Regions from separate parts of the Homo sapiens genome. Here region 2 is linked to region 1. Evidence: chromatin loops called from intact Hi-C (ENCODE). Cell type or tissue: B cell. All regions are shown on one strand. Links, peaks and the distances in the headings refer to the core of each region. The heading gives the core; the rest is flanking DNA.

Evidence for each region. Hi-C counts contacts between places; a loop is a spot of excess contacts. Peaks named below come from ENCODE experiments on the same cell type or tissue, not always from the same donor. Only the 100,000 strongest peaks of a DNase experiment are listed, where the experiment ranks them.
Region 2: it touches region 1 in a loop (19-fold over the local background); 4 of 110 quality-filtered maps call a loop at or near these places.

Annotation. Positions count from the first base shown.
Region 1 is chr2:119,754,131-119,765,550 of GRCh38, reverse strand. PTPN4 (protein tyrosine phosphatase non-receptor type 4) reads right to left here and starts at 5,629. Exons shown (of 27, transcript NM_002830.4): 1 at 5,167-5,629. It overlaps LOC101927764 (a long non-coding RNA gene), which reads left to right and starts at 5,837. Exons shown (of 4, transcript XR_007087215.1): 1 at 5,837-5,919. RefSeq lists enhancers at 4,773-5,397, 5,668-5,927, 5,644-5,938 and silencers at 5,128-5,427, 5,978-6,087. In B cell, for the core only: no CTCF peak of the experiment used is centred there; a DNase peak (open chromatin) is centred at 5,810; H3K4me3 peaks cover 2,499 bases; H3K27ac peaks cover 1,807 bases.
Region 2 is chr2:121,731,201-121,742,620 of GRCh38, reverse strand. NIFK (nucleolar protein interacting with the FHA domain of MKI67) reads left to right here and starts at 5,746. Exons shown (of 7, transcript NM_032390.5): 1 at 5,746-5,875; 2 at 6,871-7,008; 3 at 10,417-10,525. The coding sequence starts at 5,771. RefSeq lists a silencer at 5,260-5,709 and an enhancer at 5,810-5,859. In B cell, for the core only: no CTCF peak of the experiment used is centred there; DNase peaks (open chromatin) are centred at 3,950, 4,650 and 5,600; H3K4me3 peaks cover 2,223 bases; H3K27ac peaks cover 2,556 bases.

The DNA.
Region 1 (11,420 bases), core at 2,175-10,174:
ATCACCAAATAAATTTTCAAATTACATTAATTAAAACAATGAAATACAATTATAAAATTAGCATTTTTTTCTTCCCAAAACAAGAACAACCACTGTAGGTACTTCTGTAAGAGAGAGATCTGGCACAGAAATATTCATGACACTTGACCATTATCCCAGTCCTAGGGTTTTAAACTGAGGAAATAAACAAAAAACCGCTTAACAAAATGTAAATGTCTAAATCAGTTATGGTATATCACCTGAATGTTTAACTAATCACTTAAATTATATTCATTGACCTTGGTGGCTTTGGGTAGCTAAAATAAATAAATAATATTCATGAAGATGGGAATAGAAAAATGAAAAAATAATACCAACTATCACTGACTGATCATCTCTTGTATTTAAAGCACAGCGCTAGATGCCTTACATATAGTATCTTAATCCCCACAATTCAAGACCACCTGACTCAGAAATGAGACACTTTGCCCAAGGCTTTTGACGCTAGATTCCACACCAGATTTGACTCCTGACTCAGAAATCAGACAGTTTGCCCGAGGTTTTTGACGCTAGATTCCACACCAGATTTGACTCCAAAGTCTGTGATCTTTCCCCTACATTGCACAGCCTCCACCATACAATGTTCCCATTATATTCCTCTCAAAATTCTCTCTACCACACAACTTTATTTTTTAAATATGAACAATTACCTGGAAAGAAACAAAAAATAGCTATTATGGTGGTGATCAAGGGTAAACGTTGTTACAGTATTTATCCTTTTTAAAAATTAGCAACTTTTAAAAGTAGCATTGTTGAAAAATGAACTAAATTCATAAGACAATACAAAAGACGCTATTCCTATTTTAATTTTTTTAACCTAAGAAAATTAAGGAAACAGAGTAGGTAACATAAAAACTTAAGAAAAAAAAAAAGCTTAAGAAGATATTAAACTATATCTAAACAAGCATATATTAACCTTAGGGTACTTATTACCAGGATTCATTAACTGATCCTTGTGAGTGGATTAAGCAGCATTCTTCCAGAAACAGGTGAATTTTGAAAAAGGTTTAAAGAGGAGGCACATGAATTGGAGACAGAGATGTTTAAATTATGGAAACGAGGACAAAGGAAAAAACAAGACTATTTTCTTTTTAAGCACGAATGAGAAACAAGGTTAATGAGATGAAGTTGGTAGAAAGTCTTCAAGGTCAAGCAGGTAAATTTGGGATTAATTTGATAAGCACCGGGGAACTCCTATATATTTTTAAACGGGAAGGTGGCATGTTAAAATATGGCCTTTAAAGATTCAAACTTTGTTCCATCATAAAGTACTGCCTTGAGTTACACAATGTTTTTGCCGAACAGTTGGGGAGGTGGGGAATAATCCACTATCCTTTATGTGTGCTTTATACATACGCTTCTCAAAAAGAGAAACTGACTAAACAGAAATCTTTAGGTAATGGGTGAGCATATTGGGGAGGGGATCCTTTCAGACATAATGCTTGTGAATATTGAATGCTACTGTATGTTTTAATAACAGTCACAGAACTTCAGGCAAGAAGGAACCTTGGAGATAATCTCTTAGTGGCGACCCCTTCATTTTCACACCAGATTAGACTGAAGCCCAGAACTAAACAACTTGCCCAATGCCATGCATAAACCAGTGGAAGATTAAATACTACAACTCAGATTTTCTAAGCAGTCAGACCTAAAGCTATGCTCTCCAATACTATAGCTACTAGCCACATCTGGCTATAAATTTAAATTGATTTAAATTAAATACAATTTTAAATTGAGTTTCTCAGACACACTCGTCACATTTTAAGTGCTCCATAGCCACACATGATTAATGGCTACCATAACTAACAGTGCAAAAAATATTTCTATGATATTTGTCAATTATACTTCAATAAAGTTGAAGGAAAAAAGAATATTTCCATCATTGCAGAAAGTTTAATTGGACAGAACCGATCTAAAGAATAAGTTTTAGAGAATTCCACTTACTAGAAGTATGAGCCTAGACAAGTTATTTCATTTCCCTTAGCTTCTATTTGGCAGGGAGAGGACAGGGGATTAATAATACCTACCTCATAAAGCATACTTGGTGAGTGGGACAACATGAAAAGCCCCTTATACAGGATCTGACACTTAACAGACAATAAATATTAACACTCTTCCCCTCTGGGTCCTTTTTTCTTTCTACTACTCTATATAACCTCCTTGTTAAAAAATACAAACACAATAACCAACCCAAATTGATATTTTCCTCATGATAGTCTATACGATGTAATTTTCATTTTGTTCTTACTAATTAATTCAAATACTTGCATCTCTCTTCCAAAGTTTCTACTTAAGAATAATGAAATGAAGAATGAATGTGAGGGAAGATATCTCTAATGAAATGAAAGAGTCTAATAAATTTCCCCTCCTCTTTTTCCCCATTCATGCAAAAGATAAGAAATTATGCTGTTCCTAGACAATGGTACTTTCATATCAATAAAGAAGATTCTACGGTATTTCTACATTATATCCTATCTCATCATCTATACTACTCATTAAATATTAAATGAAGAGATAACACCTCCTTCCTACAGTGCTTTCCTGGCAAACAATAAAAAGGATTTTCAGAATGCTAAGCCAAACTTCAAGGCTTCACAGCTTATTCTAGTAAACTGGCAAATTTAACAAATCTGGATTATAGTACATAAAAAACTTCATAACATGCAATAACCCAGGAAAACAACAAAATTCAACTCAGTTAGTAAACTTCTACCAATAACTAAATTTTACATAGGAGCAACAATTCATATTTAGCCACAATAACCATTCCTAGGGAGTTGATCAATTTTGCATTCTAACTAAGAATTTAGGCAAAACTTTAAAACATTTGCCCCTAAACATACACCAAACAAGATTTCCACGTTTCTGGAAAACTTTTCTTGTTTAAAAGTGGCCATATTAACTCTCAAGCGGGGGGCAGAAGTACTCTCAATAACAAACCTCCTTGCAATTTTCTGCTAGTCTCTTACTTTGCTCCTTAAAGACAACTTACTAAAAACCATGATCACTGATCCCGCTTTTAGAGTTTGTAAGTCATAAATAAATACTAAACAGATAACAATGGATACTGTACTGTACACCTCAATTATGTTTAACAGACAAAACTATTTTAAAAATACAAATCACAGTTTAATAACAACCTAACGAAGTCATACAAGTTAAAAAAAAAAGCTGAAAAGTTTTTATTACCATCTCACGTAAATTGTATTACTATCCCACTTTATTATACTTTTTTTTTAAAGTTAGGCATCTATGCTCAAACTGATTAAATCGAGTATGAGAGATCTATACTTTTTTTAAAAGTCCTTCAACAATAATGAAGTGTACACTGGTCACAGAATAGTTCAAATGAAATTTCCTGAGGCTGCATTCTAAGTACATCCGACCCAGAAAGTATTTTTAGCAAGTACGTTCAATCAATGCTGGTTTTATGCCTAGCCTAAATTAGAAATTGGGTGTTATAAATTTAAAGTAACAATGTTACTAGGGACATTTTAAAAGATATTTAATTAGAACATAAGAAAAAAACACAAGTTTGACTCAATTCAATACCTACAGCTCTGAAGCTAAGATGTTAGAAAATGGGCAGTAAGAAAAATCACATCCTCGTCTATTACTACTTTTGAGGAACTCGTGATTTTCTAACTTAATAAACATGGACCTACTCAATTAATATTTTTAAAAACTACAAAATAGTGGTGCCTCCTTGGATTTTAAAAACCTCTTGCCAAATTTTTAAAACAGACTGGCAACATGACAAACATTCCCATGTACAAAATAGACTGTTTCTCTTATAAATCACTGAAGATTATGATACTATGGGACCGTGCGTGTTTCAATGCAAAATGTAACAAAGATATGTGTACCATAAAAAATGCGAAGAGACATAAAAATTGCTTTTGTGGTAATTGGAGCATAAATTTATTCTAACAAAAAAACAGTGATGTCCACAAAATGATCACACTTACGAGCTAGTGAAGAGGTTCTGTAGAATACACAAACTTCTGCTTACGAGTTTTTTCTTTAAAAGAAAGCTGAATTTATATTAGTCAAATTCAAGATTTAGATGATATACCTAGCTCTATTCCATTAAGCACAGTTTAGGCTCTGAACAATCCTTTATTTTAAGGCCATCTCCTTCCCCCTTAAAATTGAAAAAAAATTTTTTTCCTCTGGCACGTTAAAGTTCAGAAAACCAAGATTTAAAAATGCCCTGGCTTTTACTGTTCCAGTCTTCTTTCTACTCTAATTGTCTTTTGCAAGTCGGACACATTGGCCTTTTATCTTTCTCCATAAATATGTTTTAAATGTGACCAATCAGCTGTACTGTTTCAACTGGGCCCAAGATCTGGACACAGAAACTTAGTATTACTGAAACCTCTTATTCGAAAAGCAGCTGGCATATTGCAGATGCATAACAAGTTATCCTAGAACAGGCGTTTTGAAAAATCCTACAAATCGTCCTTGTACATACTGATGTCACTACATGATGCAAGCCCAGACATAAAATCTTCCACCCTAAGTTTTGCAGAAACATCCACACATCACCTGTGCAACTGTAAGCTGTTCCATTTTATGGAAACCCTGCGAAATGCATCACTGTTTACCCACATCTCAACTTTTTTTTTTTTTTTTTTTTTGGCTCAACTACAGATTCCCAAATACAGGTATATACTGGTAGAATCATAACAGGCTTAAAACTTCAATGGTAGGAATAGTTGGCTCATGCAGCGTGCAAGAAGCGCTCATATGAGCCAAAAAAAAAAAAAAAAAAAAAAGGAATTCTACCAGCAATGGAAAACTCAAGATTCCAAAGCTTTACCTAGAGTTTAGGTACTGGGAACATTCCATCTCCGCACCTATTCCATCCCTTGGCCCTTCGCTGACCCATAACAGAGATTCCAACTATAACCCCCGCAAAAGCAGAGGTCCCAGGAAGAAAGGAAAGAAAGCGTTTTTTTGTTTGTTTGTTTGTTTGTTTTTGTCCTTTTTTCCTTCCTTTCAAATCATCCTCGTACCTCCGGCTTGCCCCACCTGGCTCACCTCCCAGGAGCCACACATGCAGGTAAGAGCCTCCCGTTCAACGTGCAGGGCCGAGAGGCCGGCGGGGACCGGAGAACCTCTTACCTTCGTATATCACAGCCGCGTCCTCTCGGCTGGAGAAAAAAAGCCTCGAGGCCCCGGCGCGCAGAGGAGAAGCGCGTCCTCCGTGCCGCTCCGGGGGGCTACCTCAGCGCCCCCCGAGCAGCCGCCGCCGCAGCGGTCGCGCCACGACCCGGAGCCGCCAGCACCACCTCATGCTGCTGGGCAGCCGCGGGCCGGCGCCGCTGGGGAGGTGGCAGGGAGGCGGGCAGCCGGCGACCTCTCCTACCTCCCTGCAGGGATGAGATAATCCACACCCCCAAAAGTGCGTGGGGGAGGGGGCCTGGCCCCAATCCTCCGACCCCGCGGCCAAAGCCAAGTCTCTTTCCTCTCCCGCTCAGGCCCAATTCCGGCCCCTGGGACCCAGGAGTCCTGAGAGAACAATGTTGGTGGTGGGGCGCGAGGAGCGGAAAAGCGCACTGCGCGGCGTGAGCTGGCGGGTAATCCTGGGCAGCGTTTGTGTGTGAGAGTGCAAGAGGAGCTCAGTCACCCCCCTCCTTCTCCACCTCCTCTTCCTCCCCCTCCTCCTCCTCTATCTCTTCCTCCTCCCTCAAGCACACCCCCTCTCCTAGGCCGCAGCATAGCAACCGAACATGGCGGCTGCGCAGGCGCCGCCAGTCAGTGGCCAGGAGCGGCGGCGGCAGCAACAGGAGGCGATCTCGCGAGAGGCGAGGCCAAAACCCTGCCTCGCTAGCGCAGGGAGAAGTCGCACCAGTCGGAGCGCAGAGGGACACGCAGGTGCGAGAGAGAGCGGCCTAGGAGGATTGGGAGGGCGGATTGGAGGGGGGAGGCGGAGCGCTGTGGCCCCCGCCCCGCAGCCGCGTCGCGATTGGTTGTTTGGACTGCGACCCCTGCTGCACCCACTGACCGCAGGGACCGGATAGTGGGCAAGAAGCGTGTGTTAAAAGGGAAAACCAGACCAGTTGGCAGCAGGTCGCCCCAACCTCAGTGCTCCTGGAGGATATAGGTTTTGGGGGGCAGTTTTGAATCATTTCCTCTCCTAAACGTAGGCTCCAAAACAAAGCCTCAGCAACCAACCTGCGTTTATAAAACAAACGTTCGGGGGCTCCTTCTGTGTGCCTGGAACGGTGTGCTTTTTAAAATTTAATTCCTTCTAATAACATGAATTTGGTGTTATCACGCCAGGGTTTTTAGCCAGGTGCATTATAATATTTTATTGGTGATACAAACTTATTGGTAATACCACAGTTGCCTACTGGCGAATGATCTCAGCTGAAATGGAGGAAGAAGGGATTTGGGGACCGCCACACTTCCTTTTTGCCCAATTTTTGTTAGTGCCCTTTTCTGTCGCCAGGCGCCTTCTTTGTCCTTCCTTGCTCTTAGCTTGAGCATCCTATCAGAGCCTACCTTTATAAAGACGATCTTTCAAAAACCACTTTCCCAAGCCGACAAAATGACTACAAATCAGGGGAATGTGAACAAATCTGGAAAAGACAGAAATTTCTATTGACTCTCTTCTCCCTCACACCTGTTAGTTTTTCCATTTGAAAAAGGCAACTTGTCAATCCATGTTTCCAGCTTTACTTCCTTCACTTGCTTTTCTTCCCAGATCTCTGTTGTAGCCAGTGCTCATTCATTCCTCCCTAAATATGCATTCCTGCCTCTGACTCTCCATTTTGTCTTTGATCATGCCATTCCCTCTGCTAAAATGCTCTTCACCTCATTGTCATCTGTCAACATCCAGTCATCCTCCAACCAAAGATCATATGAGACTTCCACCAGAAATTGAATGTTTCATATAAATAGAATCATACAATATGTAATTTTTGTTTAGAGGCAAGGTCTCGCTATGTTGTCAGGCTGGTCTCCAACTCCTGGGCTCAAGAGATCATCTTACCTTAACCTTCGGAGTAGCTGGGATTACACATGTGAGCCACATGGCTTACATGTAGTCTTGTGTCTGGTGTTAAGCAAGACACAAAAGTTCCTGAGTGGAACTTCCCCTGCAAGTCACCAGGATGGACCCTTTGAAGTTACCAATACTCACCATTATTCCTTGAAAAATCTGAGTTCACCTTAAATCTACCTGCCTGCAACCCTGGAAAGAGAAGAAGCAATTATTGTCCTTAAAAAAAAGAGAGAGAGAGCTTTAGACTGTGCCCCAGGCTCACATGGGCCCACTGAAAATTGAATTGGGAAATAATAAATTAGTATATCTCACACTTTAATATACATGCTGATCACCTGGAGTTCTTATTAAATGGCATGGTCTAATCCATTAGGTCTAGAGTGGGCCCTGAAATTCTGCATTTCTTTCTTTTTTTTTTTTTTTCAATAGAGACAGGCTCTCACTGTGTTGCCCAGGCTGATCTTGAACCCTCCTGACCTCAAGCAATCTTCCTGCCTTGGCCTCCCAAAGTGCTAGGATCACAGGAGTGAGCCACTGCACCTGGCCTAGAGACTCTTTCTAACAAGCTCCCTGGCTTTTGGACCACCCTGGAGTAGCAGGGGTGTAGACTACTGTTCCTTAAACTGGAGTCTAAGAAAAAATATATGCAAATTATCTATAAAATATGTAAATATTTTGCTCTTACTTAAATTATGTTCTTTTAAAAGTTAATATATTCTAGTCACTATATTGGATCATTTGATGACCACCTTGTAACGAAACCCTGCACTTGATTTTGTATTTGGCACCAACCACAAATTTAATTTTCTGGGGCTAATGGGAAAAGAATAGAATACTTCTTGTGGAAAGGACAGCATTCTGGCTAAGTGAAGGTCATACGTCCTTTACGGCACACTGCACAGAAGTTTAACAGAAATTCAAATAGAGAAGAATGTTGAGATAATTAAGTCAATTATAAGCATGCCAAACAAAAAAGTACATACCATAGCAGTGAGTTCCATATTCTCATATCAAAGGACAATTTAATTTCAGCAAAACAACAAATATAATTCACCACACATTACATACATCATATTAATTGAATTTTTTAAATTTGTGAATTTAATTTCTAAAATTGTTTTAGTTTTATAGACGTGAGCTATAAGAATAAGAAATTATTACCTAAAGTTTATGTATAATTAAGAGACATAATTAAAATGACTTAACAGTTGGAAGTTAGCAAGAATTTTTTTTTTCATTCAAAAGTGGCCTCAAACATTACTGGATATTGGCAGACACTGCTATTGACTGTTTTTTTTTCCTTGTCTGCAGTCTGCCCTTGACTGTGCTTTGGGAGAGTAAGAGCAAAGGTTGTATCCACACTTGGAGGATGTTGGCAGGCGAGGACTGGCCGTTTTGCACTGTGTGGTCAATGGTAGGACCTCTCTTAACCCTGGGTAGCTACAGCCAGAAGGGAACAAGCATTTGTTCTTGCCTGTATGGGCCTTGGCAGTGACCCCAGGCAGCAGCCGTGAAGAAGAAACTTTGACTAGGCACTGTGGCTGACTCACCAGCCACCCACTATCAGTAACTGGAGAGGACTTCTTTGGAAGAAATGAGTAACCGTAGGATCACTGGGGATACCTAGGGAGAAGAACCTCAACAGAAGGTTGGACTCTACTCGCTAGGTAGAGCTCAGAGTGGTATGAATTTTAACTTCAAAAAAGCACATGACTTAAACTGACTTGATTTTGTTGCCTACGCTGGTGAGGTGGGACATACAAAGGTATACAGGCTTTCAGTGAAATGTGAGTCCTATCTAACCTGGTCCCCAACAGGAGACCTTGGTTAGGTACCTGTCTGCCTTAGCTAGTCAGTTAAGGGAGAATTTCATCTTTTTACCTGCCTGGAATCTTCATGCATAACTTAAAAGCAAAAGCAAGCAAATTTAAATAATTTAAACCTTTAAAGAGGTGTCACACATGTTTCCAATAAGTTCAGGATTCTGTGACTTGGGCTTCCTTTAATCACAGAGCTGTGTTAAATATACTTAAAAAAATTCAAAATCCTATACCATATACCTCTGAGGCAGCTGGCCCAGATTTGTCACCATGTGAGCATGGCTCTCCCTCTTCATTTTCAGCAATTCTTTCCTTTTTTTCCTTTCTTGCTGAATAGCAGCAGAAGACCCATTAGCAATCCTGATATCAGGAACTCTACAAAAAAGTGTAAAATTTTAAAAATCTAAGACTTCTTCCTACTGTCAGTCCCACTCCCAAAAGATAGGCACTATTGACAGTTCTTGTGTACACTTCCAGAATTTTCTCTGAATATATAAGCTAAACCTACATCTCTTTTCCCCACACACAAGGGATCATACCATATTTCACTTACAAATGTGTGTGGAAATCATTCCTTAACAAAACATGTAGATACATGTCATCTAAGGGCTGAGCCATAATATATTTAACTTTCTCTAATTAATGGGCATCAGGCTGTTTCTAGTACTTTGCTGTTACAAATAATGCTCTAAAGAACATTTTCATCATAAAGCTTTGTACACATAATGAAGCATTTCTTTAAGACAAATTCGTGGAAATGCAATTGCTGGGTTGAAGTGTATGGCCATGTTTAACTTTGATAAATGCTGCCAAATTGACTACTGATTGCCTCACTGTGTGAGAGTTATTACTGCTATAATCCACCTCTTCCTTATCATTCTGGGTTTTGTATTTTTCACATTAAAAAAATCCCACATTTTCTTCTAGTACTTTTAGTTGTGTTTTTAAAATACTTAAAAATCCATGATCCTGATCTCAGGATTGCTAATGGGTCTTCTGCTGCTATCTGGGAAATAATTTTGGTGTAAGGGGATAGAGATGTAGCTTTTTTTTTTTTTTTAAATAACTATCCAGTTGTCCTAATACCACCTTATGGAATAAACACACACCCACACACATACACGCACACACACACACACACCAAATTGCTTTCATCAGATATGAAATTCTCGAAGTTTTTGTTGGATCTAGACTGTTTTTTTTACTTTATGCCATTGAACTATTTATTTACTCCATCTCTATTTTCATTTCTTGTTGCTGCTGTAACAAATTACCATAAATTTGGCCACACGTGGTGGCTCATGCCTGTAATCCCAGCACTTTAGGAGGCCGAGGCGGGTGGATCACTTGAGGTCAGGAGTTCGAGACCAGCCTGGCCAACATGGTGGCCAGTTATAGTATAGGTGGGGTTCCATCTATACTAAAAAAATACAAAAAATTAGCCAGACGTGGTGACACACACCTGTAGTCCCAGCTACTCGGGATGCTGAGACAGGAGATTCACTTAAACCTGGGAGGCAGAGGTTGCTGTGAGCTGAGATCACACCACTGGACTCCGCCTGGGTGACAGAGTGAGACTCCGTCTCAAAAAAAAAAAAAAAAAACAAACTCCCAAAAAACAAGAAAATTACCATAACTTTAGTGGCTTAAAAGAGCACAAATTTATTATCTTACAGTTCTGGACATCAAAAGTCCAAAACAGGTTGCCAAGCTGTGTTCCTTGAGGAGGCAGGCTCTAGGGGAGAATCTGTTTCCATGCCTTTTCCAGCTCCTGGAAGCCACCTGCATTCTTTGGCTCATGGCTCCTTCCACCATCTTCAAACCTAGTAGCATGGCATCAAGTCTCTCTCTCATCATCTTTTCTGCCTTTTTTTCTCCCTCTTGCCTCCCTTTTATAAGGATCTTTGTGATTGCATTGTGTCTACTCATATAATCCAGGATAATATCCACATCTCAAAATCTTTAACTTAACCACATCTGCAAAATCCCTTTTACCATGCAAGCTAACATTCACAGGTTCTATGGATTAGGGATCTTTGGAGGCCATTATTCTGTTGCTGTGGTCTCTAATCCCAGGCTCTTTTACTATTGGAATTTATAATGAGTTTTAATATCTGAAAGAGTTCATTGCTGCTTATGACTTCTTTTTCCAAGATGAACATATTTTTAATTATGTGAATTTAAAATATGTGAGTCCTTGATTGTGACTGAAATAATAAATTACATTGACAGCATATATAGTGTACCTAGTATAGCTGGTATAGATTATCTGAAAAAAATTATCCATTATAATTGCGTATATAGAATGTAATGTGTATATAGAAATGTGTTCTTAGGACACTGATTATACATATTATAAACCACTTAATCTGTATCTATTTCTTCTTAATGTAAACATTAATGCAAATTAGTCCTCATAATTTTCATTCATTTAAAAAAATATATTGCTCATTTACTATTTGCTAGGCACAAGAGGTTACCATTGCCCTCTAGTCAAGTATTTTTTATTCTTAGGATTGTGACTTATTAGTGGATTGTGAAATCAATTT
Region 2 (11,420 bases), core at 1,765-9,764, 2.0 Mb before region 1:
TTAAGATCATTTCTTTTGATAGGTCCTATTTTTAAAGTTCTTGACACATTTTGTCACACCACTACCCAAAGAAGTTGAACTAATTTCCACCCCCTGCCCACCAGAGCCTGGGTGAGCCGCTGTGTCTGCCCCTTTCCCAACATGAATATGAACACAGTAGACATTTGGGCTAATTTAAGGGTGAAATGATGCCTCATTTAATAGCCCAGAAGGCCAGATAATTGGAGCTGCACTTCTGCAAGGTTCCTTGAATGGCAGGAGGGGGTGGAAACAAGACTGGTTGGAAGTTGAGGCCTGCAGTAGGAGAACAGAGAAAAGGGTTGGGGACCAGGGTGATGAGGGAGGGTGATGAGCCCAGCAGGAGACAGGCTTCAGGCTGGGAAGAGGGTGCCACAATGAGGACTGCAAGCCCCACAGGACCCAGGACACTCACATCCCTTACTGAAAGGCAGGAAAGGATCCCGTGATGGGGAGGGGATGGGGTGAGTCAGCACAGGGGCCATCAGAGGGAATCCAGGCCCTCTGGGCACCCCACTCTCCACTCTCCCCCACCCTTTCTCGCAGTCCACCAGCCTCCCATGGGACACTGCCAGACTTGGTGTCTAGTCTTGGGGCCGTACATGTTAAACTTCACACAGGGCAGAGCATGGCAGAAATGATGGCCAATCCCAGCAGAAGAGGAAGGAAATTTCCCTCACCGCTTCAGATCACATGGCCCTGAATTCTCTGCAGACTGGCATTTATGGAGGCCACACTGTTGAGGTGGCACAGACAAGGGTTTCTTCCCACTTCTTCCTACAGAGCTGCCCCTTTCAGGCCCATCCCTAGAATCCCTTTGCTGGACTGAATGTGTCCTCCCAAAATTTCTATGTTGAAGCCCTGATCCCCATTCTGATGGTGGGAAGAGATGGGGCCTGTGGGAGGTGATGAGGTCATGAGGTGGAGCCCCATGATGCGATTAGGGACATTATAAGAAGAGATACCGGGGAGCTTGCTTCTCTCTCAGCCATGTGAGGACACTACTGAAGACACTTCGTACAAACCAGGAAGTGGGTCCTCAACAGACACCAACCTCCCAACACCCTGATCATGGACTTCCAGCCTCCAGAACTGTGAGAAGTAAATGTCTGTTTTTATAAGCCACCTGGTCTATGATATTTTTGTTATAGTAACCCGAACATACTAAGAAATCCTGTGACCAAGTAAGGGACGGCTGGGCCGGATATCGGAGTGGCTCATCAGGCAACCCCACAGGGACCAGGCAGAGTGGTGGGGAGGGAGAGGAACACAGGAGGGGGAAGGGAGACAGGGCTGAGCAGTAGGGGGAACCTCAGCCCCACCCCAGAGAGCCCTCTCCCTCCTGGTCTCTCATGTGCCCTGCCTCACCCTGCTGCCTGCCCAGCCCTGCCACCGGCCCTCCTCAATTTCCGTGCTTGGCCCCCAATAGGTGCTCCAGGCCACAGGTGATAAGGGTGGGGTGGCATGGGGGGTGGAGGAGGCCTGGGTGATTCGTGCGGGAAGAGAAGCAGGTGACACACACTGAGGACTCAATAGTCTGCTCGGGGCTGTATGGAAATGCCCAGAGGCATCTTGATTGTTACAATGAGCAGGGGATGAGGGTACAAAAGTAGTGTGCACAGGACGGTCCAGCTCAGTGAAGAACTGTCCCACCCAAAGTGTCAGTAGCTCCCCATCTACATGCAAAATCAGAAGGAAGAATTAAAAACAAACAAACAAACAAAAACATCAAAAGGAAGAAAGGGAAGGAGGAAGGAAGGGAGAGAGGGAGGGAAGGAGGAGAGGGGGCCTGGCATCCATCTGTGAGCATCCCGGAGGTCCTCCAGGACCTGCCCTAACACGCAACGAGAACCCGACATACCAAGACAGGCCCAGGACCGGTGCTGTCCTCAGACCACGCAGCCTGTACAGCAACTGTGTTTTTCCCTGTGGCTGCCAGGATAACTTACCACAAACGGAAAGGCTTAAAACAACAGAAACATATTCTCTCACAATTGTGGATGCTGGTGGCAGCATCACTCCAACTTCTGCTTTGCCCATCACATGGCATTCTGCATATGTGCACGCCCAAAATGCTCTCTTCTCATAGGACACTAGTCACGGTTTACAGCTAACGCAAACCCAACAGGACCTCATCTTTGTTTTGTTTTGTTTTGAGACAGAATCTTGCTCTGTCGCCAGGCTGGAGTACAATGGCACAATCTCGGCTCACTGCAACCTCTGCCTCCCAGGTTCAAGCGGTTCTCCCACCGCAGCCTCCCGAGTAGCTGGGATTACAGGCACATGCCACCACGCTTGGCTAATTTTTGTATTTTTAGTAGAGACAGAGTTTCACCATGTTGGCCAGGCTAGTCTCGAACTCTTGACCTCAAGTGATCTGCCCGCCTCAGCCTCCAAAAGTGCTGGGATTACAGGCGTGAGCCACCGTGCCCGGTCATGACCTCATCTTAATGTGATTCCATCCTCAAAGACTCTCCAAGTACAGTCTCATTCACATGTACCCATGTACCAGCGATTAGGACTTGAACAAATCTTTTGAGGGTGACAGAATACATTCTGTCCCAGAATTCTGACCCAGTAATCAATGCCACAAATCTCTATTCCTGCTTCGGAGTGTGGTCTATGGAGTATCGGCCTCTTCTGGAAGCTTGTTAGGAACACAGAACCTGGGCCACCTCAGACCTACTGAATCAGCACCTGCCTGGTGCAGGCAATCCACATGCTCATTCAAGTTTGAGAAGCCTTGGATCACTACCCCCCTGGGGGGATGTAAGGCAAGACCAGGAACTCATAGAGGTGGAGGTGACTGGGAATACCTGAAAAAGGATTTCCATAGAGAAGTGCTTGCCGTCATTCCTTCCTGTATCCTCATCTCCCCTAAGTAGCTATGAGACATGTCAAGATTCCACCTTCAGGAAGGAGGGGAGTGTTCACACACACACACACACACACACACGCACACACACACGAGGACACGGATGGTACCTTCAGGGAACCAGTGAACTTATCTACATCCTCTGGAATTTGGGGGATACAGGGATTGTACCTGGTTTATACACCAACATCTGTGATGCCAGCCAGGAGGCCTGCCTGGCAGCAATCCCATGGCAGTGACAGACAAAACATGTGGCCCTTCTTAAAGGATCAGGATGATAAAGTCCACTTGGAAAGGCCCTTCCAGGAGGAGCCTCTGGGCACAGAGCTGACCTCGGCTGGCAGGCAGGTAGAGTCATGAGCAGCCAGGTGAGGGACACCTCAAAAGTGTGCTTGGAGACAAGGTGCCAGCAACCTGGCATTTGCAGCCTCTAAAACTCCCTGGCCACGTGGCACCTGCCAGCAAGGAGCCCCTTTCTGCTTTCTCCTCCCTCTCTTCCCTGTCCTAATCCTGGAAAGCCCAAAAACAGAAACTGGGGTGTACAGAGAAAGTGGAGCCAAGAATAAAGACGATGTGGACTGTGCTCCCCTTTGGGGATTTCTCTGCCAGAGACACTGAGCTGGGGAGAGGAGACATTTGATATTAGATTTTGAACGCGTGGAACATGCTTCTATTGACTGACATCTGAGGAGCAATCACAAGTGCGGAGCTCTCCCCAAGATTTCATCCTGGGGGGAGCAAGAACAAGCCCATGGAAAGGGGCAGCCCTGAAAAAGAATCAAATTGCTCTTGCTCGCTCACTCCCGAAAATCCAGCCTACCCATGAAAACACAATGGGAAGACAGCGCTTAACTGGAAGAACTGACTTTGCTACAGGGTCAGGGATGCCCCCTTGGGGGTGACGGTGGCGCTGAGCCGGAGGGTGCAGGGGTGAAGGAGGCGAAGACTGTGAGCGTGGGAGGCACGTCTGTCAGAGGAAGTGGGCTGGCCTCGCTTGGCACTCCCTCCCAGGGCCTCCACCTCAGGCCCACAGGCCACTCTTCGGGCACACACACCCTGGGCCGCCTTCACGGCTTCCAGAACACGGCCGCAGCTATCCCCTGACACCAGCTGTGCTTGATCTGTCGCTCTCGCCTCACCTCCCTGCTTCCTCGGCAATCCACTCCCCACCCTTCCTCTCCACTCAGTTACTCACTAGTATAATAGTATTTGAAAGGTACAAACAGGCCGGGTGCGGTGGCTCACGCCTGTAATCCCAGCACTTTGGGAGGCCGAGGCGGGTAGATCACTTAAGGTCAGGGGTTCTCGACCAGCCTGGCCAAAATGGCGAAACCTCGTTTCTACTAAAAATACAAAAATTAGCCGGGAGTAGTGGTGTGCACCTGTAGTCCCAGCTAGTCGGGAGGCTGAGGAAGGAGAATTGCTTGAACCCAGGAGGCGGAGGTTGCAGTGAGTGAGCCAAAATCGCGCCACTGCACTCCAGCCTGGACGACAGAACGAGACTCCGTCTCAAAAAAAAAAAAAGAAAAGAAAGATGCAAACAGCCACAGCCTCGCTTTAAACCCGCCCATCCCCTCGCATTTACAAAACCCCAGTTTCATACTTTGACACACAGTCATGGGGCTCCAGCCTGCCGCCTCGCAGCTCTTCCCTCCTGTGCTGGGCTCCAACCCCACTGCCGCGTCCTTCTTTCTAGACCTAGGAACACTGTGCAGGCCTGTCCGGTCCAGCGGACGGCAGGCGCTCGGTTCTCCACACCCCGCTCTTTAGCCTTCAGGCCTCGGTGCTAACGCCACCTCCTAAGGGGGACCCTCCGGCGCCACCCAGTGTGCCTCTCCCCCACAAGCCTCTTTGGTCTCTTAAAGCAGCCATGCTGCCCTCAGGCTGTAAGTTCTCCAAGGGCCGCGGACGGACGGGGCCACACAGGAGAGCTCACACACAAGTGAGTGAAAGAATAACCAAATTAGGGCCGGGCGCGGTGGCTCACGCCTGTTATCCCAGTACTTTGGGAGGCTGAGGCGGGTGGATCACCTGAGGTCAGGAGTTCGAGACCAGCCTGGCCAACATGGTGAAACCCCGTTTCTACTAAACATACAAATTAAGCTGGGAGTGGTAACGTACAAATTAAGCTGGGAGTGGTGGCGGGCGCCTGTAATCAGCTACTCGGAAGACTGAGGCAGGAGAATCGCTTGAACCCGGGAGGCGGAAGTTGGAAGTTGCAGTGAGCCGAGATTGCGCCATTGCACTCCAGCCTGGGCAACCAAAGCGAAACTCTGTCTCAAAAAAAAATAATAATAATAATAAGCAAATTGAGGAATGAGAGCAGCATCTCAAGGACACAGGTACTGTTTTGGAATTTATTTTAGACCTTTTTTGAAAGTAGGCGTGAACGTAATTGTTTCAGGCACTCTTAAGCGAAGCCAGCCGGCGCCCCGACAGCCGAGGGTGCGGGAGCTCCCCACGGCCCAGCCCCAGCCCCAGACCCCGCTGCCGCGCCTCGGCACGCCCCTGCGCCCCGCCTCCGCGCCTCGGCGCTACTCACGCCCCGCCCTCCGCTCCTCGTCACGCCCCATGTCGCGCCTCCGCGCGACTCACGCCTCTCCCAGTCTCTCGGCACGACCTCGTGCCCCGCCCTCGCCCCTGGCGCAATTTATGCCCCGCCCCGCGCCTCGCCACACCCCGTGCCCCGCCCCCGCTTCTCCGGGCAACTCCTGCTCCAACCCCGCGCCCGACTCATGGCCCTCCCCGCCCCTCGCCACGCCTCGCCTCGCCTTAGCGCTTCGCCCCGCCCCTGTCCTGCCTCTACTTCCGCCTCGGGGGAGCTGGGAGCCCGACGTTTCCGGGAGCGCCGCGTGGTTAGCGTCGGCGGCTTTTGGCATGGCGACTTTTTCTGGCCCGGCTGGGCCAATCCTGTCGCTTAATCCGCAGGAAGATGTCGAGTTTCAAAAGGAGGTGGCGCAGGTTCGCAAGCGCATAACCCAGGTGAGCAGGCACCCTGGCCCAGGCTGCGAGCGGGGGCGATGGACCGGGTCTAGAGGGTATCTGGGGTTGCACGGTTTCCGGCCCGGGCGCCCCTTGCCTTCGTGCTCGCCTTCATTACCTCCAGGGTCTCCCAAGTGGATTCGACCGAATCAGGGACCGACCTCTTAAGCTTGCAGGCCACGGTTTCCGAGACGAAAGGGTTTACGCTGTTCGGTAAATGATGGAGGGGTTTGGCCGCTGAGGCCCTGGAGCCTTCATGTGGAGGGTAACGGGGAAGTATTGGGGTGACAGAAGCAGTAGAAAGAACCAGCTGGAGGGAATAGGCTCCTATACCACAGGTTATCTCCGGGTTAGAGCTGTCACGCTTCCGCGTTTCCCCCAAAAATGGGAGCCCCAGACTTAACACATTCGGGAAGTTTGTATGCCGGGTTGGTGATCTGGGAGTTATTAAAATAGAGTATTTGCCAGGTTCCACTTGCTGACTAGGGCCCCTGACATCGCTTATACTTTCTGTGGTTTTTAGCATAAAATACACAGGAAAACTTAGAAGTTCCTGTTACAGAGGTAAGGCTATGATGACTGAGACGTTGAAAGGCTAATCTGTACCGTGAGAGTTAACAAGCGTATCGAAAATTTTTCGATGAAGTGCGAGTAAACAGTAATATGCATACCAAATTGAAGCCTACGTTTATGTAGAGTTCTCTGGGCAGAAGATCTAAAATGGCTTGTTCAAAGATGTCCTTGCTTATCCGTTGATTGACATAGTTATTGAGCTCTAATATTATACTGGGTGCTGGGATGCCAGGCTGGAAAGATAGTTGACTACTGCTTGACCATGGCCTTTGTGGGGAGAGAAACACTAAACAGCCAGTTCTTTAATTACTACTGTGGTAAGTGGAAATGCAGAATAGGTTCTTGGGCCGAGGGCTAGGGGTTTTGTTACAATGTGATTTTCTTATTTATATATTTAATTTACCTGGTCTTTACGTCTTTAGCGAAAAAAACAAGAACAACTTACTCCTGGAGTAGTCTATGTGCGCCACCTACCTAACCTACTTGACGAAACCCAGATCTTTTCATATTTCTCCCAGTTTGGCACTGTGACACGGTTCAGGCTGTCCAGAAGTAAAAGGGTAAGATTTTTGCAGTTGGATTTAATGTTTTGTTTTTCAAATGTGTATTATCCTTGACATTAAAGAGCACGTTCACGCATACATTATTGCTTATCAGATTTCATTCCAAAAAGGAGAGTGGAGGAGGTTTAGAATCTGAAACAGCTACAGGAGCAAAATCAGTATTATTGTAAAAGTTTGTTTTTTACATTTCTCCAAATCCTTACATTAAATTGACAGTCCTGGTAAATGAGCTTTAGTATGAGGCCCAGGTTTATACATTTTCTTGTGTTAGCCTTTGGTACAAGCATCCTTATAATAGCAAAGGTTTATATAGTGAATAGTTAAAGGTGAGGACTCTGGAGTTGGACTGCTGAGGTTTGGGGTCAGGCTCTACACCTTACTAGTTAGAGTGATATGACCTTACCATGTTTCAGTGTTGTGATCTGTTAAATATAAGTAAAACTTCCTGGGAGTATTTAGTCAAAGGTTAAATATAAAGTCTTTAGAGGATTGCTTGGTACACAATAAACACTATATAAGTATAATTACTATTTGTGTCATACCTGCCTTCTAATGAGAAAACGCTTTACATAGCTTGTTTCAATAGTGGAGGAGTGACCCACTTTCTTTTCTTTCCCCGCACATAAACTTTAATTGGTTGTAGCCATAGACACCTATTTGATTTAGCATGTGGGGGATAGGGTGCACATCCATCATCTGTTAGTTGTCGTAAAGATAGATTGTAGGTAGAATTGAGGTCCCTTTTGTACCCTTCCCAGTGCTCTTCAACTTCTTTAATTAGGGAATTAAATTCACAAATTCAGTTTTCTTTTTTTTGAGACTGAGGCTTGCACTGTCGCCCGGGCTGGAGTGCAGTGGTACAATCTCAGCTCACTGCAACCTCCGCTTCCCGGGTTCAAGCAATTCTCCTTGCGTCACCTTCCCAAGTAGCTGGGATTACAGGCGCCTGCCACCATGCCTGGCTAATTTTTTGTGTGTTTTACTAGAGACGGGGTTTCACTATGTTGGCCAGGCTGGTCTCGAACTCCTGACCTTGTGATCCTCCCGCCTCGGCCTCCCAAAGTGCTGAGATTACAGGCGTGAGCCAGTGCGCCCGGCCACAAATTCAGTTTTCATTGCTATATATAAGTTTTTACTATATATATATGTACTAGAATACATATGTGTACATATATAAATGTACATATGGTATTATTTTAAAATTATATTACTCTATCATTCTTCAGCTGAATTTTTGTATTCAATAATCTGAGCTTTATCCATGTAACTCTATTGCCTTTGTTATCATCATTGCTCATTACTTAGGTTACTAAAGTTTATCCACCCTCCTATTGAACATTAGGTTTTGTTTTGGGGGGCGATCTCGGCTCACTGCAACCTCTGCCTCCCAGATTCAAGTGATTCTCTTTCCTCACCCTCCTGAGTGGCTGGGATTACAGGTACCGGCCACTGCACCTGGCTAATTTTTGTATTTTTAGTAGAAACAGTGTTTCTACTAAACACTGTTTTGGCCAGGCTGGTCTCAAACTCCTGACCTCAGATGATCCGCCCACCTCGGCCTCCCAAGGTACTGGGATTACAAGCATGAGCGAGCCACTGTGCCCAGCCCGAACATTAGGTTTTTTAATATTTTTAACTCTTTAGATTAAGCTGCTAGGAACAATCTTTGTACAGGTATAGGCAGAATTTTCTAGAAGAGTATTTTGCAGACTTTGGCTCACAATAAGAGGTAAGTTTTTACCATCACAAAGAAGATGAGGGTTTTAAAAAAAGTTTTACAGCACAAACCAGCACACATACATATGCATGTAAGCATAACTGAAATAAAAGCCAAATGAGACAATATTTAAACTTGTTTTGTGTGATGCGCTGATTTTCTATTTCATTCTATTCATTTTTTTTTTGTTTTGTTTTGGTTTTGTTTTGTTTGCGACGGAGTCTCACTCTGTCGCCCGGGCTGGAGTGCAGTGGCACAGTTCCTCAGCTGACTGCGATGTCCGCCTCCCGGATTCAAGTGATTCTCCTGCCCCAGCCTCCCGAGTAGCTGGGATTATAGGTGCCTGCCACCATGCCTGGCTAATTTTTTTTTTTTTTTTAAATGGAGTCTCACTCTGTTGCCCAGGCTGGAGTGCAGTGGCACAGTCTTGGCTCACTGCACCCTCAGCCTCTCGGATTCAAGTGATTCTCCTGCCTCAGCCTCCTGAATAGCTGGGATTATAGGCGTGCACCACCACACCCAGCTAATTTTTGTATTTTTAGTAGAGATGGGGTTTCACCATATTGGTCAGGATGATTTTGAGCTCCCAATCTCAGGTGATCCACCTGCCTCGGCCTCCCAAAGTGTGGGGATTACAGGTGTGAGCCACTGTGCCCGGCCTAATTTTTGTATTTTTAGTAGAGACACGGTTTCACCATTTTGGCCAGGCTGGTCTCGAACTCCTGACCTCAGGTGATCCACCCACCTCGGCCTCCTGGAGTGCTGGGATTACAGGCATGAGCCACCCCTCTTGGCCTAGTTTTTCTTTTTTGAGATGGAGTCTTATTCTGTTGCCCAGGCTGGAGTGCAGTGGCGCGATCTCAGCTCACTACAACCTCTGCCTCTCAGGTTCAAGTGATTCTTCTGGCTCAGCCTCCTGAGTAGCTGGGATTACAGGTACATGTCACCATGCCCAGCTAATTTTTTGTATTTTTAGTAGAGATGGGGTTTCACCATGTTGGCCAGGCTGGTCTCAAACCCCTGACCTTGAGATCCACCCTCCTTGGCCTCCCAAAGTGAATATTTTATATTTTTAGTAGAGATGGGGTTTCACCGTGTTGACCAGGCTGGTCTTGAACTCCTCACCTCAGATGATCCACCCTCGGCCTCCCAAAGTGCTGAGATTGCAGGGGTGAGCCACCGCGCCTGGCCTTCCCCTCTCTTTTGAGTGTTGGGATTATAAATGGATTTTGAGGGATTTAAATTTTTCCCAGAATCCACCTGTTGAAGATAATTAAGCTGAGACTCAGTTGTGGAAGTGTCCAAGTTGCTTGTTACTGACACAACTGGTGCTGGAAATGAGCCTCCTGATTCCCACTGTTAAGCCATGTGACTTTTAAGTTGAAGACTTTTTTAATATCACGGAGTGTTGTTACTGAATAAATTCCAGCCATAGGAATTGTGTATTTATCATATGTAACCAAAATCCCAAGAATACCAGAAAATCAGCTGTGTGTTCAGACTCGTGCATCTTTTCTTTTTCCCATAACAGTCCCCGGAATATGTGAATTGAAGTTAGAATTAAGCGTGTCGTACGTAATATTTGATAAGGGGCTAATATACATTATTTAAAATAATGGCATTTTAGGAATTTGATGACGCATTCAAATTTAATTGTTCTACTTTTTGTGGCGGTTTCTCTGTTGCAGACTGGAAATAGCAAAGGCTATGCATTTGTGGAGTTTGAGTCTGAGGATGTTGCCAAAATAGTTGCTGAAACAATGAACAACTACCTGTTTGGTGAAAGACTCTTGGAGTGTAAGTGCTCCTGTCTTACCGCAGGGTTGCCTGGGTGCCTGCTGTTGGTGGGTGACTGTGGTGGGAAGGGCGGCTTGCCTAGCTGCTTGGACATGCCACTTCATCTCTGGGATGAGTCTTACAGAATGGTGCAAGGATTTCAGTGTATGTTGCAGGCAGATTCTAATTGGAATTTTAAAATCTAGCCTGAGAGCTGTTTTTACCCTAAATGGAACTGGACAAGTTACCTTGGGGACACATGGGAGGAGCAGCTAACCCATCCTTATGGGCTGTGAAAGGCTTCTCTAAGGAAGTATAGTTGACATTGAAACCTGAAGACTAAACAGGAGTGAGCCAGGTGAAGGGGACAGGAGTGAAGACAGACCATTCCTGGCTGAGGGACAGTGAATGCCAAACCAATGATGCCTAACCATTCAGCTGTGAGAGAATGTGAGGAAAAGTAGCAAGAGATGAAGGAGCAAGAAGAGGCTTCAGGTCAGGTTACTGAAGGCCTTCTAAGTCAGCGAGTTCCGAATTTATCCTGAGGGCAGTGGGGATAGCATCAAAGGTCAGGAATCGCGTTGCAAAATCTGTCTAAATGGCAATGGCTGTAGCTCTTCCACACGAGAGAAGCCAGAGGGAGTGGAGGAGTGACGCACCAGATGAGTAATTTATCCTGCAGAAAGAAGCCAGTGAAGCCCCCTACCCTGCAGTCCATAGGGTGCAGAGAGCATCCCTGTCCAGATCCTGCTGCCCTTGGGAGGCAAAGCGAAGTTTCTGGCTTCCCTGTGCCCATGGTGGCATGTGGCCGTCTTAGGTACCCAAGTTCACAGCTGACAAGGCTGCCCAGGTCTTGTCTCTCTATTCACTTCGCATTGCTGTGAGAGAAGCTGGGATTACAGGTGTGAGCCACTGT